Regions from separate parts of the Mus musculus genome. Here regions 1, 2, 3 and 5 are each linked to region 4. Evidence: chromatin loops called from intact Hi-C (ENCODE). Cell type or tissue: gastrocnemius. All regions are shown on one strand. Region 1 has its middle 55 kb from the start of Gm39592. Region 2 has its middle 58 kb from the start of Tram1. Region 3 holds the start of Slco5a1 (solute carrier organic anion transporter family, member 5A1). Region 4 overlaps Slco5a1 (solute carrier organic anion transporter family, member 5A1). Region 5 has its middle 7.0 kb from the start of Prdm14.

Region 1 (5,000 bases), 190 kb before region 4:
CAGGAGGGACTTCAGTGTTCCTCCAGACCCCCTTGATGTTTTGCAGAGAGAATATGAACCTTAAGGTTAGGAGGTGGGTCGAGGTCATGCTGCTATTTAACCTTAGAGAGGAGCTTTGAGGGAGCTTGCCCTTCAGTGACTCTTGGCTATGTCCTCCCAAGAGGAGCGCAGCCTTGTTAGAAGGGAGCTGCTAGGTGACACCTCAGGACTGCAGGTGCTGCTTGCTTTCTCACTTACACCGAACAACTCAGAGCCAAGAGCAGCCCTGTAATTCTGGCAGGGGGTAGAGGCAGAAGGAAGAAGAGTTCCCGACAAACCGGACTTGGGCAGAAAGGTCAAAGCTGGGACCCATCACTTGAAACCGGTGTCTGTGCGCCACCTATAGGATTTTTGGAGAAGAAACACAGCATTTTCCTTTTCCTGCAGGTTAATTCTCGAGGCCATTGAGAAATGTACTATTTCTTTCTTTTTAAAAAAAAAACATTTATTTATTACATATAATGTACACTGTAGCTGTCTTTAGACACTTCAGAAGAGGGAGTCAGATCTCATTACGGGTGATTGTGAGCCACCATGTGGTTGCTGGGATTTGAACTTTGAACCTTCGGAAGAGCAGTCGGGTGCTTTTACCCACTAAGCCATCTCACCAGCCCCGTACTATTTCTTTTTTTTTTTTTTTTTTTTTTTTTAAAGATTTATTTATTTATTATATGTAAGTACATTGTAGCTGTCTTCAGACACACCAGAAGAGGGAGTCAGATCTCGTTACGGATGGTTGTGAGCCACCATGTGGTTGCTGGGATTTGAACTCTGGACCTTCGGAAGAGCAGTCGGGTGCTCTAACCCACTGAGCCATCTCACCAGCCCCCCCGTACTATTTCTTAAAACACCAAAGTAGATGATATTTGCTTGCTTTGCAAAGGAAAGCACTAGGAAAGACAGAGAAGGCACCATGCCTCTGGGAGAGCATGGCAGGACCAACGTTTAAAAAGTTCCCCTTCCCATCTCTAAAGATCCCTTGACCAAGCTTTTGACTCCTTTCCATCATGTCCTAGTCTGCTTTCGACTGCTGTGATAAACAACGTGACGAAGTGGGCTAGAAAGATGGATCAGCAGTTAAGAGCACTGGCTGCTCTTCCAGAAGGCCAGAGTTTGATTCGCTGCACACACATGGCAGCTCCTAACTTTCTGTAACTCCAGTCCCAGGGAATCCTCGGCCCTTTTCTGGAATCATTGGGCATCACTGTGCATGAATATGGTGCCCAGACATACTTGTAAGCAAAACACCCATACACATAAAAACAACAACAACAACAACAACAACAAAACAACAATAATAAAAAGTCTACCATGACCAAAAGTAAATTAAGGACAAGTTATCTGGTTTTCAGGGTACAGCTCATCACCGAGGGAAGTCAAGACAGGAACTCAAGGCAGAAGGGAGGAAGGAGAGAGTGGAGCAGAGCCTGCAAAGGAGTGCTGCTTACTAGCCAGTAAACCTGCCTCCTTGTATCACCCAGGACTACCGGCCCAGCAGTGGCACCACCGGGGATGGTCTGGCTCTCCGATATTAATGATTAAGAACATTTCCTACAGACATACTCACAAACGATCTGATGGAGGTAAACCCCCAGCTCAGGTTCCCTCTTCCCAGATGACTCTGGCTGTGTTGACAAAAAACTAACGGTACCAATCCTAATTAGTCTTCCCCTTTGAAACGTTATCGTTCCGTGAGGCAAGAGAATTGTCACAAGTGTAATGTCAACCTGTTGATCAACCTAAAAACGGACTACAGGCAGAAAGGAAGAAAGGCAGGAATCCAGTATTGCCTTTCATAAAAATGAAATTACCAGGAAGTACAATGTACTTCATTAGAGGGTAGCATAACTGAATACTGAGAACAGCACAGGGTCTCCTCTGTAGGCTGGCCAAAGCTCCAGCTATTCTCTTGAGTGCTGGGAATACAGTCATTTACACCGCTCTGCTTCAGGTTTGTTCTAAATGACGGTTGCGATCTGCCCACACAGCCTCACTCACCTTCCACTTCAGTACGAAGCACCCTTGACCGTTTTGTTTTGTTTTTTTTGTTTTCGTGGGGATTGCCACTTCAGTCTCTTTTACCCACGTTCTGGAAACCCTGTTGGCAATCTAGTAATCTGAGTTTGCGGCCAGAAACTGGATGACTTCGGTGTTCTGGCTACCTGCACCGAAGCGCCCTCTGCTGGAAATGTCTAGAATAGTAACCACAATTTGATTTTCTGAGCTGGACGCGGTGGGCATCTGAAATCTCAGATAATTGAGAAGCTGGGGCAGAAGCATCGATTAAGCCTAGAATTTCGATGACATAATGAGATTCACGAGGAGAAAAAGAAGATTCCAGGAAACTTCACTTTCTTTCTCTTTAGCAGGAAAGACGGCCCCCTTTCCTCAGTGAGGGGGAAAGAATCTCACTTCTTCCTTGGGACCCATGTGTACAGAGCGAGCTCTTTTGTGAAGCTGTTATTTCTGGTCCTGGGTGGCTCTGTGCTAGGGAAACGGGTTTGATTCTGTCCTGATGCTGAGAGCATCCTAGAGACAGCATAGTGCTTCAGGGTGATGCAGCACCTGAAGACTTACACCCTCGTTCACAAAAAGATGGGTTCAGGAACTTAGAGTGTCCATCGCTTTAGAAGGGGAGCAATCAAGAGGAGCTATGAAATAGCCAGTGTGGGGAAGAAGAGCGAAGGTCACTCGGGTAACCAAACTGTAGAAACATGAGCTCGGGGCTTTATACTTCCTCGATAGTGAGAGCTTGACGTGACACCCTGCTTTGGCTGAGTAGTAAACAGAGGGTCAACTCACAGACTCCTCTGAACTGTTGGAAACACACAGATGAGATTTGCCAGGGACCACAGTGACTGTTCAGAACTGGCCTCAAGTCTAGACTGGTGGGGAGAGATGAGAGAAGGAGAAGACAGGCTTTGTGTGTGTGTTGTTTCGAGACCAGGTCTTATTAGCCCTGGAAGGCCTCAAACTTCTGAATTCTGGGATGACAGGTGTGTGTAATACCACCGGGGTTATGTAGTAGTGAACCCCAGAATCAAATGTGTACTATGCAAGGAGGCAAGTACCAGTGGGACCATGGCCCCAGCCCTCTCCTCCCTTCTTTGGAAACAAGAGTCTCATGAAGTCCAGGCAGGTCTTTAATTTCTGATCTTCTGCCTCCGCCTCAGTAGGCATTATAAACACGTGACAGCATGCCTGCCTTCTCCTGTCTTATATAGGGCATCCTATTATGACGTTGTCTTAGTCAGGGTTTCTAATCCTGCACAAACATCATGACCAAGAAGCAAGTTGGGGAGGAAAGGGTTTATTCAGCTTACTCTTCCACATTGCTGTTCATCACCAAAGGAAGTCAGGATTGGAACTCAAGTAGGTCAGAAAGCAGGAGCTGATGCAGAGGCCATGGAGGGATGTTCATTACTGGCTTGCTTCCCCTGGCTTGCTCAGCCTGCTCTCTTATAGAACCAAGATTACCAGCCCAGAGATGGTCCCACCCACAAGGGGCCTTTCCCCCTTGATCACTAATTGAGGAAATGCCTTACAGCTGGATCTCATGGAGGCATTTACTCAACTGAAGCTCCTTTCTCTGTGATAACTCCAGCTGTGTCAAGTTGACACAAAACTAGCCAGTACAGATGTCATTGCCATGATGAATGCTCTGAACACCTTTCTTGAAGGAAATAAAAACTCCCTAGTGTTCTTTTAACTTTGCCTCGTTTTGGAATGAAGTCAAGTGACTAAAACATACATAGTTCACTAGATACTTTGAGGGTAAGCTGTGTTTGGTAGGTAAGAACGTGGGCCCACAACACACTAGGGGAAGAATATTGTGTCCAGTTGGGAAGTCCTCCGAGCTGCCTGAGGATACTATTTCTAGCAATGGATTACCTCTGTCTAGGTTGACAAGTGGTCCTTTAAAAAGTTCTTATTGCTCAACTGTGACACAGACACTCCAAAACATGTGGAGCCTCTCTGACCTTGAGCAGAAAATTAAATTATCTGAACAAAAATGTAGAAGCTTGCAAAACAAAATCTGATCTTCCAGTGTAATATGGAAACTGTGAGCCAATGATGTAACGACACTTATGTGTGCAGGCCGCCTCCTTAGAGCAGGTCCCTCGATCATTTCAAGCAGTGGCTGTCAACCTCCCCAACGCTGTGACCCTCTATACAGTTCCTCACACTGTGGTGACCCCCAACCAGAAAAGGATTTTCATTGCTACTTTACAACTGTAATTTTGCCACTGGTATGAATCCCAACGTAAATTCTTTCTGCAGATAGAAGTTTGTTAAGGGGGTCACCACCCACAGGTGGAGAACCAGACGACTCATCCTGAGTTTTTGCAGACCACTTGACCAGGGCATGTTTCCAGAAACAATCAGTGGCAATTCACTGTTCTTTAGAAGCAGAGGAGGGACCACACGCCTGTAACCCCAGCCCACTTGGGAGCGGAGAAAGGAGCATAACATGTTTGAGATAAACCCAGCTACTTAGTGAGATGCCGCTAGAAAATCAAAAGCCAAACAAAACTGATGAGAACAATACGATCAGCATCTTGCCTCAGGTTGTGTGTGTGTTCACGCCTGATGCCTATGTAGCTTGCAGGTTCCTCTCACGCCTTCCCTCTCTTCTTTTTCTTCCTTCGGAGGTAGGTCTTACTCTAGCCCAGGATCTTCATCTGAAGCTCACTGCGCACCTCAGGCTCACCTCAAACTCATGGGTCTCCAGTCTCAGCTTCACCAGTGCTGGTATTGCAGGTACGCATGGGCCACTGCATCAGGAAAACCACTTGCTGCTCCTCCAGAGGATCAGAGCTCAATTCCTGGCACTCAGGTCACAACCACTTGCAATTCCAGCTCCAGGGGATCCAAGACCTCTGCTTCCACAGTAGCATGCTCGTACACACGCATGGGTGCACACACACACACACACACCCCACCCCTCCACACCACATTCT
Region 2 (5,000 bases), 670 kb before region 4:
CAAACAAACAAGAAAGTAAATGGAAATTAAGTATTCTAAGGTCTCAGGATTGCCTGAAAAGAGATTCAAGTACCAATTTATACTTACATTAGACTTTAAAAAGTTAAATTAAAAAAAAAAAAAGCTCTTCTCATTGGAGCAGTTATCTAGGTACCTACGCCACCCCACACAAGCACTCACATAAAGAGTAATTAGAAGGTGGGCAGTTTCTAATCAAGGGAATTGAATAATAAAAGGACAGGCAAGAACTACAAGGGAGAACAGGCCGGGAAAGACAATTGGCTTTATGCAATGTGGAGGTGTGTTTAGCCTTCTAGTAATAGTAATTAATTAAGTGTAACTGGGTAAGAAACTATAATTAAAGACAAAGATTTTCAAATAAATACACAGAAACATAAAGTTAAAAAATAGTGTTTAAAACCCCAAATTGGTTCTTTGAAAATATGTATAAAATTAGTAAAAAGTGTCCCAAATGGACAGCATAAGTGGATGTGTGTCTGAAGCCCAGAGGTGTAGCTCAAAGAGTCGGTACCTAGCCCTGAGCCTGGGAAGTCTGGAGAACGACCACTGGGGCGCATGGCTGAGGAAACGGAGAAGTGCTTTCTGGCAGTCAAGGGGCATTCAAGGCTCTTTTAAGGGCCTTGAAAATGGAAAAGACCATCACTGTGCATCTAAGGCAGCAGGGATAGCCAGACATGATAGCAGCACCTTTAATCTAGGCATTTGGAAGATAGAGGTTCCATGAGCCTGGTCGACAGAGCTAGTTCTAGGCCAGCCAGAGGTAAAACAGAAAGATCCAGTCTCAAACAAACAAACAACCCACCCACCCACGAGGGCTAAAGGTAGTGGTATCAGAGAGATGGGCAGTGAGCTAGATGCTAATATGTTGGAGATATCAGGGGTCAGCCTTCAGACCTCCGTAAGCATCACTTCAAGGTGCAACCCACAGTGGTGCAGGAGAAAGGTCTGCCTTGGGATGAATGCTGGATTGTTTGGGAATGACAACGGGGCTGGGTCAATTACCAACGTGGAGGAAGGGGGCTGGGCAGGTTCTAGGGCACCGCACTGAGGAGTGGGGAGGGAAGGGGCAGCTGGGGGCAGCATACTTCAGAGCAAGAATCTGAGGAGAACATTAAGGGGTTAGGGGATGGGGCTTCTGGCACCAATGGGTTGGATAAAAGGAGTCAGGGCTAGCTTAGGGTGGAAAAGTGTAGACAGAATAAAGGAAGTCTGCGGGTGTTTGGCACCGGGAGGACAGGAGAGAAGGAGTGACACCATCTATCAGTGAACTCCAGGGAATTAGGAGGCAGAGCCTGACACAGAAGCAGGGCCTGACCAGGAGGCGCGGAGGCCGCTAGTGGATAGTTTGGGCTGGTTGGGTTTCTCCCCCGATAAACTTGTTTGTTTCCATGTGTGCTTTTGCTCCCTTTCGGTTTGTGGCGCCCCCCGCTTGCCCTCCTCTCCACCCTGTGGTGGCTTTATTGTGATTACAGTGGGGCCACAGGACCCTCTAGCTCAGTGTGGTGTTTGGCCTCCTCTAGAACCTCATTCAGAGAGATAAGGGCACCCTTTGCTGCACGGATCTCATTTCTGTGGGTTGGAGAAGCATGCAGCAGCCTCTTTCAGCTGGAAGAGCCAGGTTCTGTGAGCTTCATCCAGAGGGCCTTCAATAGACCTCCTAGCAAGCTGAGGTGCAGTCATAGCATGCTGCCAGGTGCCTGACACGCCAAAGATTTAAACTAAATGAGGGTCTAACTTTTCATTAGTAATCATAATAGTTTGGGGAAAGAGTCTAGATGCTGCTTTCAAAAACAAAACACCTGAGGCCTAGTTCAGTCAATAGTGTTTGCTACGTCACAAGCAAAAGGGCCTCAGCTCCGGTCCAGACAGAAAAAAAAAAGCTGGTGAGATGGTTCCATTAATCCCAGAGCCTGAGAAGCAGAGCAGAGAGCCTCACAGCAAGCTCCAGTGCTAGATCCTGGGAGACACACACACACACACACACACATACACACACCACATACACATAACACACACACACAGAGCTATGGCTGTAAGGCAGGTTGTGTAAATTGCAGTGTTTAGCAGCTGTGAGACTCTTCTGGCTTCCCCAGCAGAGCAAGCGAAAGAGAAAGAGGAGAAACTTAGCAATCTTCAAAGGACCCACACCCAATAGTGAATCAACGATAAATTTGAGCAGCCCAAGGGGGAAAAACACAAATGCATATTCCAAAACTGCATTATCTAAAAATGTCCCTGTAGAGAAAAGCAAATTAAAGCTATACTGAAATAACATTTTAATTTGTCAGCGTCTGGCTGGCAGTGGTGCTGACCTACCAAAAAAGCAGATGACTCGAAGAAACATTCCACATATTTTTGGCATTTCACGTTCCTGCATCTCTGTTCCCTCTACATAGAATGCCCTTTGGCCCTTTGCTGTTGGCAGTTCTACCCCAGACTCCAACTCATGTTTCAGAACGCATCTCACCTCCTTCAGGAACCTCAGCCCTCTGGGCTGGGCTGACTAATCCATCTCTGTTCTTTGTTTGCATGTAATCTTTTTCTTTTCTTTCTTTCTTTTTTTTTTTTTTTTTAAATCATCTGATCATATTCATGTCTTGCTGGTTTCAGTGTCGATTTGCTTTTCGCCTTTCCCAGCCACTCTGCAAGAACACCGAGTCTAATTTGATTCCTCATTCCCAAGGTCCAAGTCGTTGGAAGTACTCAAAGATTCTTTGTTGGGCCCGTGAATGCAGAACTTGTTTCTAGCCCCAGAGAATGCGCTCGGTGGGCTGGGCGACGCTGGGGCTGTGTGCACGCTAGCGTGTTCCGCTGGGGGGCAGTGTTGTTCAGTGAAAGGAGATCGGCCTTGAGGGGCCCTAAGGCCCCAAGGGTTTCCTCCTGCCAGATAGGGGCACACAGTCACGGGAAAACAGTTGCAAACCAAGATAAAACAAAACAAACAAAAACAAAACATCTACAAGAAGAGCGTGAAGATTAAGAATAATGAATCAGCATAATTGGTTGTTTTATCATAAGGAAGGCCTTGATTGCTTGGTTAAATAATACCAAAAACAATGGCAGAAAAAGGTCCATTTCAAAGAAATATTTGTTAGTAATTTAGGACAGAATCCCATTTTGTAACCCAACCGAGGCTGGAACTCACTCTGGCCTACATGTAGCCTAGGGAGGCTTTGAACTTGTGGTAATCCTCTAGTCCCAGACTCCTAAAATCGAGGGATTACAGGAGTGAACCACTCAACCCAGCTTCAAGAAGTGTTCTTCAAATCACGCAGCAAATGATTGGCAGTCTGAAGCTGTTGACAGGGTTCCTCTGCCTCCCTTAGAGGGCTCACATTTGGGTGCCAGAGCTTGGCGCTCCTTTTGAATTGGGTGTCCCATGGGGTTTAAGCGGGTCAAAGATTTGAGGAACACTCTTTGCCAGGCCCTGATTCAGCTCCATGTGTATTAAATAGATTTTGTGCGCAGGCCTGGGAAACAAGCCACCACCTATAACTCTGTTTCTATGGGGAAAGATTTTCTGTGTTCCAAACAACCAATGTACTAATGAACTCCTGGAACACAACCTATTTGTCGATGGGACTGGCTGCCCGGTGTACACGCCTGAGCCAGCCGCCCAAGTGGCTACGCAGTGTTGATTTAATTATAATGGGTTCTCTACGGTGACTAATCTAGCTGTGGTCTCCACAATTGACAGGGAATTCTGAGAAACTGGAGAAGAGTTCTGCAAAGAACCACAAAGATGATTAAAGGACTACAGGAAAACCCAATTTGGTCTCTACAGCTTGTAGAAACTCATTTAATGATATCTCTCAAACAAACAAAAAGAACATTTGATTCTGCACCGCGTCAAGGGCGTTTGTCCTTTGCTAACTATGATAGATTTGTGCAAAAGGGGTTCAGTGTTTGCTGGGACCCCGACTCTCTACAGGGTTCTCTATGGGCCATAACGAACTTTATCTGCATTGCTACTTTGCCCGATGGATACAGTTACCTCTGCTTAACTGATAAGGACTTCGACTGAACTGACTCCTTGAAAGAAAACTTTCTTCATGTGTGTATATGTGGGGTGTGTGTGTGAGTGTGAGTGAGTGTGTATATGTGTGAGAGTGTGAGTGTATGTGTGAGTGTGTGTGTGAGTATGTGTGTGAGTGTGCGTGTGCCTGTTTGCATGGCTGCATATGCTGTGAGTGTGAATACACATGTTTGCGTTGTGTGTTTATGGTGTGATGTAGGTGTTATGTGGGTGTAAGTTTGCTTGTTTACATGTGTAGGTACACAGACGCCTGGCTGTGCATGCAGACAGAGGCCAGAAGTTGACCTTTGGTGTCTTCTTCAACCATTGTCCCGATTACTGAGGCGGAGTCTTTTATCGATCCTGGAGATCCTGAGTGGATCCTGGATCCACTTTGGTCCGTCTGGTTAGCAGGCTTGCCCCAGGGATCCCTGATTTCTGTCTCCCAGGATTATAGTGGAACTCCACACTCAGGGACCTCCGTGTGGAGATCCCGGCTCTGGTCCTCCTGGTCTCACATAGTCCCTCCCCTGCCCTGATGAAATATCTTCAGACTAGCACTATAGACTGTAGGTTTACGTTCAAGTTAGATTTCTCTCTAAGGCCCAGGTTTCCCGGCATACACCTAGGGCCTGTAATCCAGCACTGGGAGGTGGGAACAGGACGTCAAGGCCAGTGTGGTCTAGGTGAGAGTTTTCCCTAAAATAAAACAACCCTACAAATAAATCAAAATAGATAAATAAATTAAAGTTCCACACTGCAACCAGAGTGATATTTTTCCTGAAATATAGAGCATCCTTCCCCTGCATAAAATAGTTCCACACATTCTCTGCTCCTGAGATGAAATTTGAGTTTATTAGCATGGGGCGGGGCTAGAGTTCTGGCCTCCTACCGTTACCCTCTCCCACTCTGCCTAGTGCCCTCTCCACAGGCTGCCAGCTGTCCCCCGGACAGCTTCCTGTCC
Region 3 (5,000 bases), 130 kb before region 4:
GAACCCCCTGTGTCCTGTTCCCTGCCGCTCTTGAGAAAACTGATTTACTTGTAGTGCCATGCCTCTGTGCCTTTGCAAGTGCCCTTCCTGATCCGGACAGGAAAGTGAATGGGTGTCTAGTTCTGCAGTCGCACACTGTATAGAATGAACTGTATAAAATCCTTTTACGTGGATATTTTGGCGGGGGATGGGAGAGGGCAAGACAAGTTTCCCTAACATTAGGGATCTTGTTCCACTTTGGTCCCCAGAATCTGCTATGGTAGAAAAGACATGGTGTGTGGTGAACATGGTAGAAGCCAATAGAAGTATTTCACATGAGATGGTCTTTCTGTCCACCTTGGTGACTTAAAGACACCCGCACCCTTGGGGCTTCAGTGCGGTTCGTCTTCCCACTGTACAGATGAAGGGCAGCGGGGTGGCTGGTTGCCTGAGGGCTGGGCTGGGTGGCTGCCCGCGCGCCTGCGCCCTCTGCTGCTCCGGTCCTGGCGCGTCTCTGTGCGTGTGTGTCTGCCTGGGGAGAAGAGGCTTGGGTGACAGGCCAGAGGTTGGGGGAAGAGTTAGCCAGCTCGACTCGCAGTCTCACTCCCTGATTTCTCGGCGGCGGGACCGAGACGGTCTCCGCAGGCGGCTGGCCCATCTTCCCCCACCGCTGCCGTCCTACAGCGGCTGATCCTCTCCCAGCCCGGCAGATTGGTCGTCACCCTCGCTAGTGAGTTGCGAAAGCTTGTGCGCCTAGCAGAGCGGCGAGCTGTGCCTGGCGGTTCTGTCCTCCCACCGGCTGTGTGTGTGTGTGTGTGTGTGTGTGTGTGTGTGTGTGTGTGCGTGCGCGCGCGCGGAGGGGATGTCCCTAGGATTCCGCGTTGGTTCCGAGAGCTCGGGGCGGGGATCCGCGTGTCCATCCCATGCGAGTCTGCGTCGCGATGCGGCTGCTCCCTCAGCCAGGGGCTCCGACGCCGGGATTCCCCAGCTCGGCGTGCAGCCACGGGTGGAGTTCCCCGGGAAGGCGCAGGGGTGAGCGGGCGGAGCCCAAGTGCCGGCTTGCAAGCCACTGGCAGTCCGGTCCTGAACAATACTGGGAGATGTTGTAGCCGCCTCTCTCATCTTTTTTCTTTTCGCAGCAGCATCACAAAAGCTCAGAACGAAACCCAACGCAGCAGAACCCCAATGCCTCCCATCTGGTGCACTTCGCCGCCGGGGCAGGAGGAGTATAGGGTTCCCCAAGATTAGGGATGGGGTTTACAGCGGAGGCGCACCTGTATTAGCGCTCGCTGAATTCAAACCAAGCGCTGGCTCGCACAAAGTGAACTCGTGTGTGTGTGTGTGTGTGTGTGTGTGTGTGTGTGTGTGTGTGTGTTATACTTCAGGCCTTCGCACACCTCACGCTCTCAGGGTGTGCTTGGCAAATAGCACACCTCCGGGCCGGCGTGCCTGTGTTGAGCCGTTTCGGTGGGCTCCCCGCGCACGCTGTGCCAGCTTGCCAGCGTCTCTTTGTTTGGTGTGGCTTCACTCAACCATTTGCAAAGCAAATTGATTTTCGGTTTCGCTCAACCTTGCGCTCTGGGACTTAACGTGGGCCACAGCCTCGAATGCCCTCGTTACTTGTAATTGAATATAGTTCTTTCCGGCAAGGGGCTATTTTTAGTGTAGAGAATAACCACGCAAGCATGTTGATCCCCTCCCCCCACGCGCTGTCTTTGACTTTAAGTAGGTGTTTGATGGAGCGGACGCATTCACATCTCGTCGCGCACACGTGCCAGTGTACAAGTGTGCACACATATTTCTACACGTAGTTTTCTTTCTACCGCTTAAAAATGTATTTTAAAATTTGAGACCAGGAATGTATTGTGTGCTTGTAAAAGGAAAAAAAAAACTTTCCTTTGTTCTTCTGGGAATCTTCTATTTTGAGTCATGGAGTAGGAGTACCAGAAGGTTGCTATTAGTTCACTCGAATAAAAGACACTGCCTTCTGAGTCAGAGCTGCCAGGCTGATAATTATTAACATATAAAAGCAAACGCACTGTTTAAGGCAAAAGGGGCGGGGCGGGGGCAGGCCCGCCGCAGACAATGAGCGAGAGTCTTGGCGGACCGCCTGCTGCTCATTGTTCCGGGACTTGAGGCTGCAGTCTCTGCAGGTCCCTCCTGCACGGTTCAGCTCCTGGCTAGCACCTCGGTCCCTCTGGGGTCCACGAGGTTACTTAGCACTAGTCACCGGACCCCGGGTTGCCAGCCCCAAGTGCATCCGTCCCTCTGACCATCAATTCTCTGCTTTACAGGTCGGCAGCTTCACGACCCTGTGTGTCACAAGCCTTGCGGTGGGCACCGAACACCCCTGGAGCCACAAAGTGGGATGTTGTTCGGACAGTTGCGCTAAGAGACCCCACACTGGGCCCAGGTCGCTCTAGCTTCTGGCCACCGTCTGAGAGGCGGCGGCGGAGGGGATGAGCACCGGACGCGCAAAGCGCCTACCGCGAGCTATCCCTGAGAGTGGACACCAAGCAGGACTCCTCGAAGGACCGCGTGGACCTTTACCTCCCCCGGTACAAGGTGGCTTCTTGTTGTGCCTCGGGTCAGGATGCTCTGGGCACCTCCCTGCTGCTGAGATGTTTTGCTTCCAGGCTCTGCCATCCCCAGCCCGGGTCTCAGGAGGAGACGACTGAGTGGGCCGGGCATCAGCCCCTCGTTCAGGTGGATGAAAAGTGCCGGAGGCCTTATATGGAATCAGCGATCACATTTTAAGAGCCATGGACGAAGGGGATGCGCAGTCTCGGGCCCAACAGCAGCTAGAGGCACCGTCTTCGGTTGGAGCTGTCCAAGAGAAGTGCGAGTCAGAGTCCTTCAGGTCTAAGAGTTTACCGGTCCTGCACAGCGCCTCCTGCCGGCAGAATTTCAGTGCTGGGAATGCAGATGGCAAACTGGCCTTGGGTTGCAATGAAGCTCCAGGTCGCCAGGAGACGCATCTAGGACGGAACTTGATAGTCCCCAGCCCTTCTGCTCCATCCACTTCGGCAGGCACTACAACGGAACTCATGGACTGTAACCACAGGATGGACCCCAGCAAAACTGTGTCAGTATCTTCCACTTTGGCCACACTCCAGGAGAGAAGGTGTCTCTACGTGGTCCTTACGGATTCTCGCTGCTTCTTAGTGTGCATGTGTTTTCTGACTTTCATCCAGGCGTTAATGGTCTCTGGGTACCTGAGCAGTGTCATCACCACCATCGAAAGGCGCTATAGCTTGAAGAGTTCTGAGTCAGGGCTGCTGGTCAGCTGCTTTGATATAGGAAACCTGGTGGTGGTGGTGTTCGTCAGCTACTTTGGTGGCCGTGGGCGAAGGCCCCTATGGCTGGCAGTGGGTGGACTTCTTATTGCCATCGGGGCTGCGCTCTTCGCTTTACCTCACTTTATCTCACCCCCCTATCAAATCCAAGAGTTGAACGCTTCGGCCTCCAACGATGGCCTTTGTCAGAATGGCAACTCCACAGCCATCTTGGAGCCTCCTCCCTGTCCCAAGGACTCGGGAGGAAATAGTCACTGGATCTACGTGGCTTTATTCGTTTGTGCACAGGTTCTCATTGGAATGGGCTCTACACCGATTTACACCCTGGGACCAACCTATTTAGATGACAACGTCAAGAAAGACAATGCATCCTTGTACCTAGGTAAGACTTGGAATTCTCAGGCATGTAGTTGGCTCACAGTGACATTCTTTTTCTTCCCCAGTCACAAAGGAACACAACCTTTTGTGTTTTCAAGTATATTAAGCATTATGGTTCATTCCTTTTGAGTCCTGCTTTTGGTGTAGTATGTTTTCAGTTTGGGATAAAGAGCTCTTTGAAATAATTTCACAGTTGTCTTTTCTCACCAATACAAAGGCTGAAAAATAGGACAGCACAGGGCCCGTTCCTCTTGTTGTTCACTTTTGGGGAACCTCTATTTGTCAAGTTTATCTTCTAAGCTTTCTTTCCAAGAAATGACCAGAAAGGAGGAGAGCTCACCAGCAGTTTTGAGTCATTGCTTTGCATTGTTACATCTGTTTCTCATCCCTAAAAGCAGATGATGGGGTAGCCAGACCACATATGCTATGTCACTTCACTTCCAAACTCTATTCTGAACATGTCTGATCACCCAGCACCAACAAAGCCTGAAAAACAGTAGATGAATAAGTTATGTCTGCCCACGAGGAAGCAACAGCATGGGCCATGGATTTATCCAAGGCTGTTTTCATTGGGCTTAGAAGACCTCAGTTACTGGAGTTTGTGAGAGTTCATTACTGTCTTCTGAAGAACACAGGCTCTTGGGTTTCATTCCTTGCCTTTCATTTAAGAGCACAGCAGACAGAGGTGTTTGGGATAAGTTCCGGGTATCCATGGGAGGTCAGCCAGGTATGCACAGGGCTAACCGAGTTTCTAGATGTAACTTTGGTGGTTGTCAGCATCTCTCTGTAGTTAGTAATTGCTCCTTCTAAAGTGCACTAAAAGATGGTTTTGAACCCCTGGAAAGGATCAGTGTTGTTAGACCAGTTAATTGCTCTCTGTTCTGTTTTGCTGGAGTCCACCTAACACTTAAAACACCTAAAGGCACTCTGTGTGTGTGTGTGTGTGTGTGTGTATACATCTGTGTGTACACCACAGGACAACCTTGGATGTTGTCTTCTCTCTCTCTCTCTCTCTCTCTCTCTCTCTCTCTCTCTCTCTCTCTGTCTCTCTCTTTCTCTCTCTTTCGTTCCTGGCTTAGAATTCACCAAGGAGCTCACCTATGTGGCTGTTTAGTAACTTCTTAGCTATGTGTTGGTAGATTCCTTGATGTCTGAATGAGATTTTCCAAGAGAGTGAAGAAGATGGTCAGCTTAGAAGGGCTGTACTTTGTCTTTAGTTTACCCACTGCCCTTGGAGTTACTAACTTAACTTTGTTAGTAAATATACGCACAAATGGTAAAATAAGTATCAATATACCCACTCACTAGACTTAATAATTCCTTATTTTATCAACTGTGTATGGTGGC
Region 4 (5,000 bases):
AATCTGAGAAGTATACAGGAGAATCCTTTTCTATGCAAGAGTCAGTGCTTTTGATATTTAGTTTATCAAGAATAAGGAGATGCTAAAAATAATTTCAGAGATAAAAACATATTTAGATAATCTTATATCTTCTGCAGAAAGTTTCACGCCCTGCGAGCTGCCCTTTAGCATTGGATTCGACACTGTTGTCCTTGACTGGCAGTCTACTCTATATGTAGAAAGTGAAGAAGTTAATGTTATTGAAAATGAAAATAATGGTAAGGATATATTAAACTAAACTGAGGAGTAAGACTCGACGGTGGGCAGTTGTCTTCAGCTATATACCTCTACCCCAAACCCAAATGTTAATCTAGGAGCATGAAGCCCAAGGCCAGCCTTTAACTTTGTAGTGTAAGGAAATGTGAAACTGTGTCAAACTGGTATTAGGATATCTGTGAAGTGTGTGTGTGTGTGTGTGTGTGTCTTTCTGCCTGTCCTGTGTGTCTATGTACTTCTCTGTAGAGGCATGTTTGTGATGAAAGGCTGCTTTGAGTTATAATGTAGAGTTTGATTTTTGTGGTTTTTAGAACAAACATTTATTTGGAGACCTGGTATGGTATGGAGGGCCGTATGACTTATTTCTTTATGTTTAATGAAACTGATTGTCAAAGGACTAATAAACCTGGGTTTACAACATCATGAATACTTGATCATTGAAAATTAAGAAAAATAAGTTGAAAAAAAAATAAAGTGTGTTGGATTGAAATTTGGTTGTCTCTAGATTGTTTTTGTTGTTGTTGTTTGACATGAAGCAATGGCACCAGAGTGACCCATACATCAGCCTGATGCTGAGTGTATCTACAAACAGAATGTCCTGTGTAGAAATTATTATGACTACAGTTTAAAGAGCCCATTGTCAGCACATTTTTTCATGAACTTCCTAAGAGATTTCTTTTAGGTAGTTTATCATTTATTCAAATTCAACAGACTTTTAGACTGCAGAACTCTGTCCTCAGTGTGGCTTGATAGAGGATGCTCACCCACTCCCTCAGTGGCTTCACAGCACGCAGATAGAATTCTTATCCGCACTGCATGTCCAATATGGCCGGGCTGCACACGCCCCTCAGGGATGGAAGGCCAGAGGCCCCTCCTCTGCACTACGAGTCCAAAACAAGGTTTACCTGGAAGTAATATTCACTGGCCTTCCAGGTTTGCTGCACTTCCTGGGCTCCAAGAAAGAAGGTGGGAGCGAAGGGCGGCATTTTCTGCCTGTTTTTACCACAGAGTGATCTGCAAAGCTGCCAGGGTCCCCTACAGAGTTGCAAATACTGAGAAAGCTTCAGGCAAATGAGTTCCCAAGGGGAGGTTATCAAATGTCTGCCAACAAATTCGTCAAAAGTCCCACCCCAACCCTGCTTCCAAATGACAAACCCACCCTGTGTTCCAAACATAGCCTGGAGCCAGTCTCTGAAACAGAATCTGTGCTCAGACCTCACCTGGGTAGGAAAAAGCACTGGAACTTTTCTACATTTCTTAAAAATTAGTTATGGGGCCCCGTATGACATTTCAATGCATATACATGCCATTGGTTTTCCCTTCAGCTCAAGGATATCCAAACTCTTTTCTACCAGGTATCTGAGATATACAGCAAGTGTCAAATAGTTGCCCTACCTTACTACAGAATGTTAGAGGTTGTTCCTCTTAAGCATCGCCTCTTCGCCCTCCCTGCCCTGCACCCCTCCCAACCTCTGCTCATGCCCAGAGGGCGCTCTGCTGGTATCACACTAAAGCTCTGGGCTCCCACGTGAGCGAGAACATGTGCTAGTCCTCTCTGTGTCAGATTACACGTAACACGCTGTCCTGCAGGCCCACCAACTACTGCATTTGGATGCTTCTCCTGTCTCACAGGAGTTCTCCTGAATGCGCTGGCATCTGAAACTTCTGGGTGAGAGGCAGGAGGTGAAAGACTGAAACAGCAGCATGAGTCACAGCTGAAGCCCTGAGCCAAGGCGAAAGCCCTGAGCCACGGCGGAAGCCCTGAGCCACGGCGGAAGTTCTGAGCCACGGCGGAAGCCCTGAGCCACGGCGGAAGCCCTGAGCAGATATATTTAGTCGGCTGTGAGCACTCTTGATGGAAAGATGATTGCTCCATTTTGCGCTCCCGACACACCTCATGGTGTGCTGAGAGAGTCGCAATGGTCCACATACCTGGGCTGGTACATGAGTTATATGAGTGAGTGGTTGTGCAGCTGGGAGAGCCTCGATTTCCTCCTGCATTGCAGTCACCGGGAAAGCCATTCACACAGATGGGAAGGATGCTGCCACACACTCTAGCTAGTCTAGCTAGTGAGTTAGGACCAAAAATGCTACCTTCTGCTGGGCTTCTTAGCCCTTCTACAGGGGAACTTCCCAAACTCACAGGTTCAGAATACCCTCCCTCCCCTCTCTCAACCCGAAAGCCCAAAAAAGCTGGTTCAAGGAACCAGTTTGACTCTAGAAGATTTTAGCAGCTGTTTAAAATGGCTATGCTGTGGGCAGAGTAAGGCAATATGATTTCTCCCCAATTACTTACAGTTTCTGTAACCTGAACGCCCCCCGCCCCCAAGCGTATGCACACTTTCATGACATTAAGAAATGAACAGTACGGAGGGTTATAGACTCTGGTCATTTCATTTCCTTGCTTTAACCCAGCCTTGGAGTTTTATTATTGAAAAAGCATCTAGTTTCTTTTGCTCTTTGTAAAATGGCCAACGAAGTAGAGATGGTCTCCATGGCTTCAGCACGTGTGAATCAAAGACATGCTTTTAATTGCGCAAAGTCAGAGCTGTCCTGGGAGCTGGAGATTTCCTGTACAGCTTTGAGGGTAAGAGCCAACATTTGACACAGTTCCAATTTATGATAGGAACACAAAACAGCAGAGAGATGAAACTGCACTTGGGTCTACTGTGATGGCTCAGGCTCTGAAGAAAGGTCACACTTGCCACGGATCAAGATATTTTCTTGTCAAATGCAGTACATGAGAGCAAGCATGAACAAACTGCAGTGTATGGAAATGAAAATGTCTTTAGCTGTACTGAAGTGCCACCTAGTGTTCATTATGAAAAGCACACTGGGATCCATCCCATAATCAGCCTCCAAATGCTGACACCATTGCATACGCCAGCAAGATTTTGCTGAAAGGACCCTGATATAGCTGTCTCTTGTGAGGCTATGCCAGTGCCTGGCAAACACAGAAGTGGATGCTCACAGTCAGCTATTGGATGGATCACAGGGCCCCAATGGAGGAGCTAGAGAAAGTACCCAAGGAGCTAAAGGGATCTGCAACCCTATAGGTGGAACAACAATATGATCTAACCAGTACCCCTGGAGTTCGTGTCTCTAGCTGCATATGTAGCAGAAGATGGCCTAGTCGGCAATCATTGGGAAGAGAGACCCCTTGGTCTTGCAAACTTTATATGCCTCAGTACAGGAGAATGCTAGGGCCAAGAAGTGGTAGTGGGTGTGTAGGGGAGTGGGGGGGGGGAAGGGTATGGGGGACTTTTGGGATAGCATTTGAAATGTAAATGAAGAAAATATCGAATTAAAAAAATTAAACTCTCTCACACACACACACAAAAGAAAAAAAAGAAAAGAAAAGAAAGAAAAGCACACACTCTACTTCTATGCTCCTGACTTTAGAGGATGCAAAGTCTAGGACCTTTTTTCTTCTGCAGAAAGCTACTAGAATTAACTAGTTCTTCTCAATCCTTGAATTGGGTTTGTTGGGCTTATGGGGGTGGGAGAGGGTAGGGAGGGTACAGGTTCCAAACCTGAGGATTCGGGAAGTTTTCTGGTACAAGGACTAGGAGACCCAGTAGGAAGCGATATTTTTGGTCATAGTTCACATATCAGGTTGAAATCTCTCACCTTGCTGTCTCTGTGTGATGTCTCTACTCCCTAAATGTCAGAGTCTAATTCTAAAAGGCCGTTCTCTCTCCTTGCATGTACAGCGTCATGTGTCTTGACAGCCCAAGATACTGTGCTGGCAAAGTCTTCGGCAACAGTGTAGGGGAAAGCTAGCTCACTAGTCCAATGAGCGTGGTCACAATAGGCTATTTCTTGAGTGTGGGAAGGGCTGGGAACTCGGAGAAGCCACAGGTTGGCCTTAGAGGACTACTGTAGTTCCTAACAGCAGCTTTGAGGGTCACATGTCCCTCAGAGATGCAGCGTGGAACACGTTTTGTTTGGGGGGGGGGGTCTTACTTGATATCCAAGAATGCATTGTCTACTAACATAAACTTTGTAAACACCCAACAAAATTTGACTCTATTGGGAAATTGAACAGGGGCGTACTTCCAGCTCTGCCCATACCCTGTTTTTGACAAAACCAAGATGCCCTCAGGTATAGTTGGAGAGTGGTGGTGAATTTTTTATGCAGATGCCAAAATCTGCTCAATTGTTTTGACAGCTGGCAGGAGAATCTAGCAGGGAGGGGTCTTCGAAGGCCACAGATGCTCAGTGGAGAGTCCTGATACCTCCACTGGACAATCTGGGACAAGAAAGCACTTCCACTGAGTACTTGCCCTTGTTAATCCAAAGCCTTTGTTTGTTTCTGTAAATAATTGTCTTAGAGAGGTTTATGGTCTTAGAGAGCTTTCCTAAGCTCACAGTAATGATAAACATTAGAGTTCAAAATGAATTTAGGGTGGCTTTCTTGCTTATTTCCTAAGCAGGATCCTTCAGTCTCACTATGAAGTTGAGGAAGACCTTGAATGTCTGCTCTTTCTGCCTCCACCTCTGAGTGCTTGGATTGTGGGTTCTTGCTGTCACATCACTTGGGCAGCCCATCCTAAAGTCTGTGTATGTGAGTCACGCACAGTGACACCTGAGCGACACCCAATGTCTTCCTTAATTATACTGAAATTACACTGAAGCAGTATAACTACTCTTTTTCCTCCCAAAAAGTGCTTTATCTAATGGGACCCTACTACTCTTCCTGTCTTCCCTGTGTGTCCCGGGATGCTTGTATGATGCATACGTGT
Region 5 (5,000 bases), 270 kb before region 4:
GGTGCTGGTGAATTATCAAACCAACTCCAGAATTTCATCCTTATACTTCTGCTCCTCTAGAACTCCTCCTGGTACCAGCTTCTGTAATAGTCAGGGCTCTCTAGAGTCTAGAACTTACGGGTAGTCTGTATATAGTAAGGGAATCTGTTGACGTAAGTCTGTAGTCCAACTCCCAGCCATGGTCAGCAGCAGCTGTGAATGGATGTCCAAGGATCTAGCAGTTTCTCAGCCCCACAGGCAAGCAGGGGAAGGAAAGAGGGGTAAACAGTGCAATTACGCTGCCTTCAACCCAGGTCCTAAATCGCATGCAGTGCTAGAGGCCCAGTTTGGGTTTTTCCCTTCTCTAGCATGAAGGGAAACATTGGCCATTGCAGGTGGTGGCCCAGAGAGGACTGTGTTAAGCTGCTGCTGCTGCTGCTGGCAAGGGTACCCCGTCCCAGGAAGGTACCAGAAGCGAGCAGTCAGTTTCATAGATCTCTGCAGAGCTGTTGGCCTATAGCACCGAGCCAGCTGTCCACTTTCCCTTTCCCTTTTTCTTTTTGGATACTGGCCAAGCCAAAGCAATATTATCTCTAATATTTTACAGAAGCTACCACACTCCGTTGTGTGGTTGCTTACAAGAGGTGTGGATTTTTATCTCTCCTGTCTTCCTCCTCCAGTGACATCTGAAACTCACTGTGCAGCAAAACCTGGCCTTGAACCCCTCCTGCATCTATCTCCTAGGTGCTGAAATTGCAGGTGTGCCCCATCATCCCAGGCATCAACCCTGGATTGCTCTCTAAGAAACGCTGCTAGCTCATTCCTGCAACCACAAATACCAGTCATGCACAAGTTGTACCCAGGGGCTGGTGACAGGAAGAAGAGAACTGGTGGCCAGTCAAAGCACTGCCTGCCTAGTTAGGGTGTCCAGCAGCATCACAAAATAGAAATGATACATCATGATTGGTCCTCATCCGGCAACACAGTTCAGCAAGTAAAGGCACTTGCCACCAAGCCTGAACGTCATGGTAGGGGATTAAGTGACTCCTGCAGGTTGTCGTCTGTCCTAGTTAGGGTTACTAGCACTGCTGTGATGAAACACCATGACCAAAGCAACCTGCAGAGGAAAGGATTCATTCAGCTTCTACATCACAGTTCATCATCAAAGGAAATTAGGACAACTTAAGCAGGGAGGAACCTGGAGGCAGGAGCTGATGCAGAGGCCATAGAGGGGTGCTGCTTACTGCTTCCCATGGCTTGTTCAAGCCTGCTTTCTTAGAGAGCCCAGGACCACCAGCCCAGAGTGAACCCCTCCTACAATAGGCTAGGCCTCCTCCATCAATCACAAAGAAAATGCCCTACAGACTCTCTCTGATAACTCCAGCTTGTGTCAAATCAACATAAAACAAACCAGTACCTCCTCTGACCTCCAAACGTGTGCAAGTGTGGCACTTTCATGCCACTAGCAAACATCTGACCCAAGATCAGCACCACATAGCCAGGGAGACTCGGAAACTGGCTAGCTGACACTGAAAGATCCTGAGAGAGAAGAGTGAAAAATTATGTAAGCCCCTAGACTTGTGTCCAAAATAGACCTGACTAATGGCAGGGAGTAAAAGTTTAACTCACCCCATTGTTTTAGGTTGTACTAACCACAAAGTAGAAGTTTAACTTCCATTGTTTTAGGAAATGTTCATACAGAATATTCCAACTATTTCTTGAACCCGTTGTGCTTGCCAAATGCTATAGCCCATGCCAGGTGTTTACGGTTTCTGCCTTTATAAGCCCCTTATCCTTTGAGCTGGGGGCGACTCCTCTACCCCTTCGTGGGATACGAGTCGTCCCCAGTGCACTGGTCTTTCCCTTTTAAACCTCTTGCTGTTTGAATCAAGACTGGTCTCTCGTGAGTTCTTGGGCATCGCGTCATACCAGGGCTCGAGTGAGGGTCCCTCGAATTTCAGGGGACTTTCAACACAAGCCAGACTTCCTCATCAGTTACTACAGATATGGCTGCCTCAGGAATCAAGTGGCCCTAGTGGCCAAGACAGAGCCTATGCATGTGCCCAATGGTGAGGCTGTTCACTAATGACAGATTAATCTAGAGCTGCTCTGATTGCTCCCCCTATTAAGCCTAGAATACACATTCTAATGGCAGCAAACCCAGAGAGACATCAGAACGTTTGCCCACTGGGGGGCCCCAAACACTAAGCTAAATAAACATCAGCTGGTGACCAGAAGAGGGAGCAGAGGCGAGCAGCAAGGCTGGCCAGGTCCCCAGAGGATACAGGTGACAGCTTAAGGCTTATGTGGCAGCTTCTGGTCCTTCGTCTTTCCTTCATACACTACTGTTTCCCCTAGCCTGGCCCAGGATGTCTGCTTGACTCTTCCTACAGAGAATTCTAACCACCCTGAGCAGGAGTAAAAAGATCTCCCTTCTTTTGTCTTCTTTTGTTCTTTCTCCCCCATTGCCTCTCCCAGGTTTGTGGACAGGATCTCTCTACATAGCCCTGGCTGTCCTGGAACTCACTATGTAGACCAGGCTGGCCTCACGATCAGATCTGCCTGCCTCTGCCTCCTACCTCTGGGATCAAAGTCATGTGCCACCATGCCCTGATGATCTTCTGTTTCTTTTTTTTTTCTTTTTTGGTTTTTCGAGACAGGGTTTCTCTGTATAGCCCTGGTTGTCCTGGAACTCACTCTGTAGACCAGGCTGGCCTCGAACTCAGAAATTCACCTGCCTCTGCCTCCCAAGTGCTGGGATTAAAGGCATGCGCCACCACGCCCAGCTGGATCTTCTGTTTCTGATCTCACCCAGGTATATGGGTACTCATGGCAGCAGACATGTGAAATCTTGGAAGGAGTTGATATTTCCTGAAGCCACTGAAGGAGCCTTAAAGGTTGGCTGAAGCAAACACCCTGCCTGGGGCAGAAGCCTCACACGTAGGAAGCCTCCAAGGCACGGGCAGGTCTTGGCAGCCATCTTTCCCCTCGGATGAGTGAGCTGGCTGAGAGCTGCTTTCTGAGGCCTTCAGGTTTTTCCTGAAGAGCAGGAATGCTTGCCCAGATGCAGTCTCTGAAGGCCTGCTTCTCAGCAAGGTCCTGCAGCAGTTCTAGCACCTTCTGTGGGCTGAAGACTGAATTGATCGGGTGTCAGCTGTGCTCAGTTGGGTCTGATTGACTGATGTGGGTATGCAGACAAGATTAAAAAGCAAGCAAACAAACAAAAGCAAGCCCAATGTGGTCTGCTGCTGGTTTGTCTGAGCTCGTCCGGCCACTCTGCTCATCCTTTGCCTGTCTGCCTTCAGCCAGAGGCCATCAGAAACTGTCATGTGGACAGTGGAGCTTGCAGGAGAATACAGTCCAGTGTCAGAGTTTCCATTGCTGTGAGAACACCATGAGAAAAGCAAAGGGGAGGACCGGCTTTCTTTCCCCTTATGATTCTTGGAGTGTACTCCATCACTGAGGGAAGTCAGAATAGGAGCTCAAACAGGACAGGATCCTGGAAGCAGAAACTGATGCAGAGGCCACAGAGAAATGCTGCTTGCTGGCTTGCCCGCTTGTCTTGCCCAGCAGACTTTCTTACAGTACCGAGACCACCAGCCCAGGAGAGACCCCAACCCACATTAGGCTGGATCTTCCAACATCAATCACTAATTAAGAAAATGCACTAGACTGTCGGAGGCATTTTCTCAGTTGAGATTTCCTCTTCCAAAACAGTCCCAGCCTTTGTCTAGGGGACAAACACTAGCCAACAAAGCACTATTTGTGTGCACAGGGCCCCTTGTTCAATTCCCAACACTATACACGAAATTAGAAATTCACTAAATGGTGGCGCATGCCTTTAATCCCAGCACTTGGGAGGCAGAGACAGGCGAATTTCTGAGTTCGAGTCCAGCCTGGTCTACAGAGTGAGTTCCAGGACAGCCAGGGCTACACAGAGAAACCCTAGCTCAAAAAAACCAAAAAAGGAAGGAAGGAAGGAAGGAAGGAAGGAAGGAAGGAAGGAAGGAAGGAAAAGGAAAGGAAGGAAAAAAAAAGGAAGGAAGAAAGAGAGAGAGAGAGAGAGAGAGAGAGAGAGAGAGAAAGAAATTCACTAAAAATAAATTCTATCTCTCCTGAATGTTTTCACTCAAAATGTGTCCAAGAAACCTTGAAATCCTTTCAAAGGCTCACTTTCTAGGCTAGTATTTGGCTTGACCAAGCCTCTCCTGCTCGGAGAGAAACAGGCCACAGACTGAAAAGCTGCTGAACCTCCCTGGGCTCTCCAGCAAGCCTTCCACCTTCCCTAAAGCCATTTCTTTGGAGACCAGACTCCTGTCCTCTGCAGCAGAGCTTTCTGGGAAGGCAAACTTAAGCAGACATCTGACAGATCTCAAACACTTCCCTGTCCTGGGGGTAACTCCTGTTAAAACTATTAACACTTGTTCACAAATTAGCTAACCAAGTCTTTGGTGTTAGCTGCTTGAAGCCCTCCCTCCCCCATAGCTTATTGTAATGACCCCGCCTACCCCTCTGCAGTAACAAAGGGTTTCTTTACCTTGCCTGAGGCTATGTCACTTACAACTGCAGCTTGAGAACCTTCTTTGGGCCCAATTGCAGTATGTTAATAAACCTTATCTTCTTTTTAGTTGAGCTAGGGTAGATCCTGTACCTCTGTCCACCCGTCCATCCATGTAGCTCTTTCACCAGTGCCATATTCCTTTTGTAAAACAGAAAAAAAAAATCTAAACTGGAATATATCTAATGCCATTCCTGCTATATGCATGCTTAATAAAAACAAAAAAACAAACAAACAAACCAAAAAAAAAAAAAAAACTTTTTTTTTCCAAGGAAAAAAGAAAAGTATTATACCCAGATTCTTGGGCCATCTAAACATTGAAATGCTTTGGAAAGAGGCTATCTTAGAGTGCATCCCAGTCAAGGTCAAAGACCTTGTATGTATCTAGTATGGTGTAGTAGTAGCAGACTATCCAGGACCAAAGGCTGAGGTGCCTACTTACCATACCAAAGAGAACCTGGCT

Evidence for each region. Hi-C counts contacts between places; a loop is a spot of excess contacts. Peaks named below come from ENCODE experiments on the same cell type or tissue, not always from the same donor. Only the 100,000 strongest peaks of a DNase experiment are listed, where the experiment ranks them.
Region 1: a loop joins it to region 4, with 7 times the contacts of the local background. A loop is called at or near these places in 15 of 42 quality-filtered maps.
Region 2: a loop joins it to region 4, with 2.9 times the contacts of the local background. A loop is called at or near these places in 15 of 42 quality-filtered maps.
Region 3: it touches region 4 in a loop (4-fold over the local background); 11 of 42 quality-filtered maps call a loop at or near these places.
Region 5: it touches region 4 in a loop (18-fold over the local background); 31 of 42 quality-filtered maps call a loop at or near these places.

What each region holds. Positions count from the first base shown.
Region 1 is chr1:13,047,545-13,052,544 of GRCm38, reverse strand. No RefSeq gene overlaps it. Among named protein-coding and RNA genes, the nearest start is that of Gm39592, 55 kb to the left of the region's middle. In gastrocnemius, CTCF peaks have their summits at 387 and 2,232 (motif pointing left); DNase peaks (open chromatin) are centred at 304 and 2,198; H3K4me3 peaks cover 549 bases.
Region 2 is chr1:13,529,528-13,534,527 of GRCm38, reverse strand. No RefSeq gene overlaps it. Among named protein-coding and RNA genes, the nearest start is that of Tram1, 58 kb to the left of the region's middle. In gastrocnemius, a CTCF peak has its summit at 2,830; a DNase peak (open chromatin) is centred at 2,834; H3K4me3 peaks cover 225 bases.
Region 3 is chr1:12,988,237-12,993,236 of GRCm38, reverse strand. Slco5a1 (solute carrier organic anion transporter family, member 5A1) reads left to right here and starts at 2,102. Exons shown (of 9, transcript NM_172841.2): 1 at 2,102-3,657. The coding sequence starts at 2,742. In gastrocnemius, CTCF peaks have their summits at 487 (motif pointing left) and 2,876 (motif pointing left); DNase peaks (open chromatin) are centred at 2,103, 2,498, 2,873, 3,357 and 3 more places; H3K4me3 peaks cover 4,861 bases; H3K27ac peaks cover 2,784 bases.
Region 4 is chr1:12,862,294-12,867,293 of GRCm38, reverse strand. Slco5a1 (solute carrier organic anion transporter family, member 5A1) reads left to right here. Exons shown (of 9, transcript NM_172841.2): 9 at 1-745. Among named protein-coding and RNA genes, the nearest start is that of Slco5a1, 130 kb to the left of the region's middle. In gastrocnemius, CTCF peaks have their summits at 1,737 and 3,068 (motif pointing left); DNase peaks (open chromatin) are centred at 1,914 and 3,061; H3K4me3 peaks cover 992 bases; H3K27ac peaks cover 1,989 bases.
Region 5 is chr1:13,131,695-13,136,694 of GRCm38, reverse strand. No RefSeq gene overlaps it. Among named protein-coding and RNA genes, the nearest start is that of Prdm14, 7.0 kb to the right of the region's middle. In gastrocnemius, a CTCF peak has its summit at 2,177 (motif pointing right); DNase peaks (open chromatin) are centred at 399, 2,196 and 2,963.